2 separate regions of the Homo sapiens genome follow, and region 1 is linked to region 2. A link is an interaction called in ENCODE POLR2A ChIA-PET data of the cell type or tissue named here. Cell type or tissue: PC-3. All regions are shown on one strand. Links, peaks and the distances in the headings refer to the core of each region. The heading gives the core; the rest is flanking DNA.

Region 1 (4,397 bases), core at 68-4,067, 160 kb before region 2:
GCTAACTTGAAGACATTCAAAGAAATACAAACAGTCAATAAAAAGTTTCTTCTGCACTTATGGTTATTTTTTGGGACCTTGAAAGATTTTAATAATTGGAGGAAGAAAAATTTTAAAAGTAAATCCAGGTTTGGTATCTAATCCATATAGCACGATTACTATTATTCTCTATTGAAGCTAACAAAGTTTTAGGTGGGAAGCAGATTTGTAAATGAAAGCTGCTATTAGACCTTTTAAAAATTTGATTTACATTTTTATCAAATACTGTTTATATACATTGCTTTACAAGTCGAAGTCAGTTAACATAAAATATGTTATATTTACATAACATAAAAATGTTAGCTGTTTTGTTCGCCATTTTGCTCCATATTTCTTAATATTAATTATATATATATATATATTTTTTGAGACGGGGTTTCGCTCTCATTGCTCAGGCTGGAGTACAATGGTGCGATCTCAGCTCACTGCAACCTCTGCCTCCTGGCTTCAAGCAATTCTCTTGCCTCAGTATCCCGAGCAACTGGGATTCCAGGGCATGCCACCATGCCCAGCTAATTTTTGTATTTTTAGTAGAGACAGGGTTTCACCATGTTGACCAGGCTAGTCTCGAACTCCTGACCTCAGGTGATCCACCCGCCTCAGCCTCCCAAAGTTCTGGGATTACAGACGTGAGCCACCGTGCCCAGCCAGCCTATTTTGTTATCTTCAGCTTTAGAAATTGTCTATTTACTTTGAATTATACAAGATGAGAAAGCAGCACTCTTTGACACTTCCTGCCACCCCCACATACCTCCTCCTAATACATGCACATCAGCGTTTTTTGTTAAATTCATATTTAGAGTTTGATTTTTATGACTAAGTAAATAATACATGGGTTGTACTAAGATTGCATTTTCTTTTTAAGTACAACTTTTTAAATTTTTTATGAGATGGAGAATCACTCTGTCACCCAGGCTGGAGTGCAGCGGTGTGATCTCAGCTCACTGCCTCCTGGGTTCAAGCCAATTCTCCTGCCTCAGCCTCCGAGTAGCTGGGATTACAGGTGCCTGCCACCACTCCCGGCTTTTTGTATTTTTAGTAGAGACGGGGTTTCACCATGTTGGCGAGGCTGGTCTTGAACTCCTGACCTCAGGTGATCCACCCACCTCGGCCTCCTGAAGTGCTGGGATTATAGGCATGAGCCACTGCGCCTGGCCTTAAGTACAACTTTATTTTATTATTACTGAAATTAATGACTGCCTTTAAAAAATATATATATTTTTAGTATCTATCACTAATTCTTCTCCAAACTCTCCACTAGAACCATGAAATGCCTTTCAGTGGGGCCATACACATCACCTAATCTCTCAGTTCTACTTTATTTTTTCCCTTAAAAAAAATCACCCCGGTTCCCTTCTGTCATTTGTTCTAATCAGGAATGAGCTACCTAGGTCTACCCTACAGCTGTCATTTTAGGGCTCATCTTCATCCCTCTGTACACAGGTTACCTGGTGCAGTGGAGACCGTTAATTGCCCTTAATTATCCATTCACCCTCTGTTTCACAATAGTAGAACTAGTAGAATTTTTTAGCTGGTAATGTAGCTGCTGATGTTATAAATAATTCTACATTTTCCAGCCTTTCTTATTCTAGGTGTGGCTATGTGGCTACATTCTGGCCAATGGAATGTAAGTGGAAATGTTATATAACAGATGTAACAGATTCTGGAAATTTTTTTTTGTTTGTTTTGTTTAAGACAGTCTTAGCTGGGCGAGGTGGCTCACATCTGTAATCCTAACACTTTGGGAGGCCAAGGCAGGTGGATTGCCTGAGCTCAGGAGTTCGAGACCAGCCTGGACAACACAGTGAAACCCTGTCTCTACTAAAATACAAACAGTTAGTCGGGCGTGGTGGTGTGCACCTGTAGTCCCAGCTACTTGGGAGGCTGAGGCAGGAGAACCGCTTGAACCCAGGTGGCGGAAGTTGCAGTGAGCTGAGATCTTGCCACTGCACTCCAGACTCTGTCTCCAAAAAAAAAAGGCAAGAGTCTCACTCTGTCACCCAGGCTGGAGTGCAGTGGCAGGATCTTGACTCACTGCAACCTCTGCCTCCCAGGTACAAGCAATTCTCATGCCTCAGCCTCCCAAGTAGCTGGGACTACAGGTGTGAGCCACTAAATTTTGCATCCTTTTTTTTTTTTTTTGGCAGACATGGGGTTTCACCATGTTGGCCAGGCTGGTCTCGAACTCCTGGCCTCAAGTGATCCACCCGCCTTGGCCTCCCAAATTGCTGGATTTACAGGCATGAGCCACTGCACCTGGCCAGATTCTGGAAACATTATTTAAGAAATAACTAGTATGTTTCCTTTTCCCTTTTTTGAAACACTCTCCATTCTGTTGCTCAGAACATGGATGCCACCTTGGACTAGGAGGATGAACCTGCCTGGGCGTGCCACAGTGGTGGGCCACCAACAGTGTAAAACAGGCTACAGTAACCAAAACAGCACGGTACTGGTACAAAAACAGACATATAGACCAATGGAACAGAACAGAGAGCTCAGAAATAACACAGAAATAGCATCACACATCTACAACCATCTGATCTTCAACAAACCTGACAAAAACAAGGAATGGAGAAAGGATCTCCTATTCAAGAAATGGTGCTGGGAAAACTGACTAGCCATATGCAGGAAACTGAAACTGGACCCCTTCCTTATACCTTATACAAACATTAACTCAAGATGGATTAAAGACTTAAAGGTAAAACCCAAAACCATAAAAATCCTAGAAGAAAAGCTAGGCAATACTATTCAGGACATAGGCATGGGCAAAGACTTCATGACGAAAATGCCAAAAGCAATTGCAAAAAAGCCAAAATTGACAAATGGGACCTAATTAAACTAAAGAGCGTCTGCACAGCAAAAACAAACAAACAAACAAACAAACAAACAAACAAACAAACAAACTATCATCAGAGTGAACAGGCAACCTACTGAATGGGAGAAAATTTTTGTAATCTACCCATCTGACAAAGGTCTACTACCCAGAATTTACAACGAACTTAAAACAAATTTATAAGAAAAAAAACAAACGACTCCATCAAAAAGTGGGCAAAGAATATGAACAGATACTTCTCAAAAGAAGACATCTACATGGCCAACAACCATATGAAAAAAAGCCCAATATCACTGATTATTAGAGAAATGCAAATCAAAATCACAATGAGATAGCATCTCACACCAGTCAGAATGGCGATTATTAAAAAGTCAAGAAACAATAGATGCTGGCAAGGCTGTGTAGAAATAGAAACACTTTTACACTGTCGGTGGGAATGTAAATTAGTTCAACAGTTGTGGAAGACAGTGTGGTGATTCCTCAAGGATCTAGAACCAGAAATACCATTTGACCCAGCAATCCCATTACTGGGTATATACCCAAAGGATTATAAATCATTCTACTATAAAGACACATGCACATATGTTTATTGCAGCACTCTTCACAATAGCAAAGACTTGGAACCAACCAAAATGCCTATCAATGATAGACTGGATAAAGAAAATGTGGCACATAAACACCAGGGAATACTATGCAACCATAAAAAAGGATGAGTTCATGTCCTTTGCAGGGACGTGGATGAAGCTGGAAGTCATCATCCTCAGCAAACTAACACAGGAACAGAAAACCAACACTGCATGTTCTCACTCATAAATGGGAGTTGAACAATGAGAACACATGGACACAGGGAGGGAAACAACACACACCAGGGCATGTTGGGGGATGGGGAGTGAGGGGAGAGAACTTAGAGGACAGGTCAATAGGTGCAGCAAATCACCATGGCACATGTATATCTATGTAACAAACCTGCATGTTCTGCACATGTATCCCAGAAATTAAAGTAAGATTAAAAATCAATCAATCAATCAATCAAGTCCAAATTCATCCTTTAGCATGTGGATATTCAGTTGTCCCAACACCATTTGTTAAGACTGTCTTTTCCCCATTGAATGTTCTTTGCATGCTTGAAAATCAATTGACTATCAATGAGTAAGATTATTTCTGGACTTTCAGTTATGTTCCATTGATATATTTGCCTATCTTTTTACCAATACCACACTATTTTTATGATTGTAGATTTGTAGCAAGCTTTGAAATTGGAAAGTGTGAGCCTTCCAACTTTATTACTTTATTCCAAAATAGTTTTGTCTATCTGGGGTCCCTTGAATTTCCATATGAATTTTAGGATAATCTTGTCCATTTCCGTAAAAAGGTAGCTGGAATTCTGCTAGGGATTGCATTCAATCTGCAGATCAATTTGGGGAGTATTATCATCTTAACAATACTATCATCCAGTTCATGAATGTGAGGGCTTTCTATTTAGGTCTTTTGAATTTATTTTAATAACATTTTATAGTTTTCAATG
Region 2 (4,397 bases), core at 185-4,184:
CTTTTCCTCATGCGGTTCCCTTCATTTTCTCCCACACTTAGTGGAGAAACTCCCCTCCTTCTTCTTTCATTACAGCAACTATTGAAATGCAAAAGGAATGAAGTGCCTGGAAAGAGAAATTGCTTTTGACCAGTTACCCTTTTATTCTCCCTCTCATTTTTGGAGGCCTGGAGCCAGCTAGCCAGGCTGATGTGAAGAACTGCTTAAGTGTGAGCAAGTTGGGTGTGGAGGGTACGGAGCTCCATGCCTGCACAATGGCACTCCCCCCACCAAGTCTGCAGGGAAGGCCGTGGGTGGGCCTCTGACAGAAGATATTCTTTCTCAGTGCTGTACGTGACATCCTGGTCAAATAGACGGAGTGAGTCTTTGTGATGTTGCAATGTTTTATTGTTACTAGCACTTTAGCAACTATCTGGAGCTGACAGGACAGCTGTTCAGAAAGAGATGATATTTTATCAGCTTGTGTAAGTCACCAGTGACCCAAAATGTGCATTTCATTGGAAATTAGGAAAGGAGAATGAGTCTTTGAGTCTTCTGGATTTGGAAATCTTCCATATCATTCCAGCTAGTCACACAATATAGTATCTAAAATTCTGGCCCAGGCATGATGCCTCATGCCAGTAATCCCAGTACTTTGGGAGGCTGAGGTGGGAGGATTGTTTGAGCCCAGGAGTTTGAGATCAGCCTGGGCAACAAAGTGAGACCCTGTCTCTACAAAAAAATTAAAAAAAAAAATTATCTGGGCATTGTGGTACATGCCTGTAGTCCCAGCTACTCAGGAGGCTGAGACGGAAGGATCACCTGAGCCTGGGAGGTCAAGGCTGCAGTGAGTTATGATTGTGCCACTGCACTCCAGCCTGGGCAACAGAGTGAGAGACCCTCTCTCAAAAAATGTAAAATAAAATAAAATCTCTGATCGGCCATCCTCTGTAATTGGAGATACTCATTGAATTTCCTTCTATGTTAGGATCAATTTGGGTATCAACAGATCAGGGTTAAGGGCAAAGTTTGCCCTTCAAGACACTTTGGGGCCTTCTTAATGTATCTAGAGAACAGTCATGTATTAATGCTTATTTGTGTCCTTCCTCAGTTTGCAAGCAAGCATTTTCCCAGGAGATAGAGTGGCCAAGGTATTGCTTGTGTCTGACCCCCTTCTTCTGTCTGAAACAAGGTGAGCCTATTTCAAGAAGAGACATTGGCAATGGTGCATTGTTAATGAGAATGGCATGCCCTCTGCAGCCTCCTCAGGCGTGGAGCTGGGCCGGGAGCTAGGAACACTTGCTCTTAAGTGCAGTATGTTTCAACCCACTGAAAGATCTTAGTGCAAAATCAAGCATGGAATGATGTTCTGTGGTTTTCAAATAAGTTCCTAGAGGGTTTGAGTTGGATAGGCTGGGAACAAACCTATTCACCTATGACAGACCTAAGCAGACTCCGATGTCTGATCAGGGAAAACTGGACATGTTTACAGGACCCAAGAGGGTTGGCTCCTCATTTAAAACATTTATAACATTATAGCCTGGCCCCAAGTCCAGCTGAGCTGAGAACTGTGAAGAGGGTAAGTGTGTTGGGTCTGTGTGTTTATGCAGTTGAGTGAAATCAAGTTTGTTCTCTAGAGAAACTGCAGATCAATTTGTTGCATCTTTGATAATTTCCCCTGTACATGCCAACTCTTAACCTCATAAAAAAGCTCCAGTAATTATCTCCAAACTGAACTTTTCTCAGTTCCTTTGGATAAATAAAAATTCTCTATGAATCAATTAGAGGAATCTCCATTTTTTTAAATATCAAAGAACTGGATTAAAATGGATTGTACAGGAAATGCTGTCATTAAAAGGGCCAAGAAAAGAAGACATGCTTAATTATTGAGTGGAATATTCATAATTTTGCATATCTATCAGCTCAGTGTGTCCCTAACATGTTTTTAAGATGTACAAAAGGAACACATATTATAGCTCTTGCTCTTTTTTTTTTAAGGAAGGCAAAACAAATGCCAACATAACCGTTGTTTTTGACTACTTCATTTCTCTTTCATTGAATGAAATAACACCATATCTTTTTCAATCCTCTCTTTCAGGGCTACCCTCCACCCAGCCACTGTCTAAAGAGCTTCATTTAAAGGTAACCCTGCAAGGCTTTGAGAAGGGTTTTGCCACCAAGTTATTGTATTTAATCACAAATTATTCCTAGTCCCTGCCTTCTCTGTGGTTAGTTGTGGATTTCTGTTTTTTTCAGTTGGATAAAGGCAGTTTCCGACTACAGGAGACCTGCAGACTTACCATGTGTTCCTTGGAGCACCCTGGCTTAGTCAGGATCTTTCTGAATGCTCCCTTTGGGTGCACCTCTTGTTGATACAAGCAAAAACTAGCATAGGGACCCTGGAGCAGGAAGTGAATAGGTATTGTTGAAACCATCCCAATAAACCTTTATGAGGCCCCTATTCTGAGTTAGGCTGACTCATGGCTTGAATGTGGCCAGCAGTAGAAAAGGAACTTGCCACAGTGGTGGGAGGCATCCTGGTTTTTCTGAGAATAGGGAATGGTGAAGGATGGCTGGTATCTGTCTTTGAAATGCCTGTGCCCTACACTACCACCATGTCTGTCTTCCCTTTTCTGCCTTATCTTTTCCTCATCTCTCTAGCAAGTTCCGTCTCTCCTTTTGCCCCCCATTTCTCTGTCGCTGTCTTTCACTTTCTCCTCTTCAATGTGGTCCTAACTATTTTCTTCCACATCAAAGGTAGGAGTGGGTCACTTGATTAATTACCATGCAGCAGAATCCTTTGCCTCCTTGACACACAAGGCAAGGGGACAAAGGGCCGCTCTTTAGAAGCCCTGAGCTGTGTGGGTGCCGGGTGGGGAATTCACAAGCCTGAAAGAATGGAGCCTTCCCAGCAGGGATGTGAAGGTTCCTAGACCCTACAGAAGAATAAAGTTGCTACTGCCGCACATTGTGGTTGGGCCATATTTGCATTTGAGGGGAGAGCACACAACTCCAGTTTTAAACCATATGGAGTATATAGAAACTTGACTTAAACTTTAAAATCTTTTATGGGTGGAAATCAGTATCACTTGGAAATGAAAGGAGGTTAAATCATGATGACTGACAGTTTAACTTCTGCACTGTCCATTACAGCACCACTCGTCCCATGTGGCTGGTTTCACTTAAATTAATTAAACTAACATAAAATTTAATATTGAGTTCTTCAGTCGCACTAGCCACATGTCAAGTGTTCTATTGGACAGTGCAGGAATAAGGCATTTCTGTCATTGAAGAAACTTCTACTGGACACCCCTGCCCTTAACTCTTCATTTTTTTTAAGCCAGGTAGCTTAAAGGAGGTCTGGGGAGTACTTCACAATAGAAAATTAAGAGGGATTCCAGAACTGGCTGGAAAAAAAAGAAAACTTTTAACAGAATGACAGGGTAAAGTAAACTATTTAGAATTTAGTTGATCCAAATGAGGTATTGTTTGGGAAGATGTTTGAGCAGTTGAAAAAAAACTATACAATAAAAGTTGGAAGTATGACAGTTATTGTGATTATTCTTAAGAGAGGAAGTATTGGCAACTGAGGATGAAAACTCAGCTAATGGCCACATGCATTCTCCGCTCAGCAGAGTTGGAATTTAAGGACCAGACCTTCCAAGCCTTGGCTAGATCTCATTGCTAGTTAGAATTCGTCAAGTAAGGAGCGGTGCCTTCTTTGTAAGACTAAAGGTTACTCTAAGGAAGTGAGATGTGCTTCAATTCCCAAAGGGTGAATATCATCTTCCCCAACACATCCTAGCAGCAGTCCAGTGTCACTGAATGCCTTCAGATGATGACAATGATAATTAAAGGTCATCTTTGGACTAACCGATGGTCTTTGTAATTGGGAATAAATCCCATGAGAATGTCATTTTCAAATTACTTCATGGTTCAAGCCTGATACGGACCTTTCAGAAAAGGCCATATAGAAAAGATCCTCAGGCTACTCTACCCTAGTGTCATGATTGTAAAGACACAGACTAAGATAATGGATTCAAGTCTCCTGGCTTGCATGAGACAGGTTTCTCCTGGGTTGGGTAGTAATGCCACGGATATCCAGCGTCCCTCAAAGTCAGAACACGGGGTTCTTAAGACAAAGCAGCTCTAGCCACTGGACTGTGACTTCCTAAATTCACTAACAATCCTGCCCGCTCTCCCCTCCCCCAATCACTTTCATTTACTGACAAGCCCTTTGGCTCTGACCTCTTGAGGTTACAAAACCAAATGGGTAAGAGAGCTGGGGAATAATCCACCAAACTTTCATCAAGTCCTAGGCTCAGGGTTTCCCAAGCATGAGTGACTGTAGGTATTAGCGTCTGTGTGCTAGATCCGTCTTGCTGGTTCCTAAGTGAAGTGTGTGAGAGAGAAGTCTG

What was found. Peaks named below come from ENCODE experiments on the same cell type or tissue, not always from the same donor. Only the 100,000 strongest peaks of a DNase experiment are listed, where the experiment ranks them.
Region 1: POLR2A ChIA-PET joins it to region 2 with 6 read pairs; 2 of 35 experiments call an interaction of 5 or more read pairs at or near these places.

What each region holds. Positions count from the first base shown.
Region 1 is chr10:63,048,689-63,053,085 of GRCh38, reverse strand. No RefSeq gene overlaps it. Among named protein-coding and RNA genes, the nearest start is that of NRBF2, 82 kb to the left of the region's middle. In PC-3, for the core only: no CTCF peak of the experiment used is centred there; no DNase peak of the experiment used is centred there.
Region 2 is chr10:62,891,231-62,895,627 of GRCh38, reverse strand. It overlaps LOC107984012 (a long non-coding RNA gene), which reads left to right. Exons shown (of 5, transcript XR_001747465.2): 5 at 1,091-1,152. Among named protein-coding and RNA genes, the nearest start is that of EGR2, 77 kb to the right of the region's middle. In PC-3, for the core only: no CTCF peak of the experiment used is centred there; a DNase peak (open chromatin) is centred at 2,397; H3K27ac peaks cover 817 bases.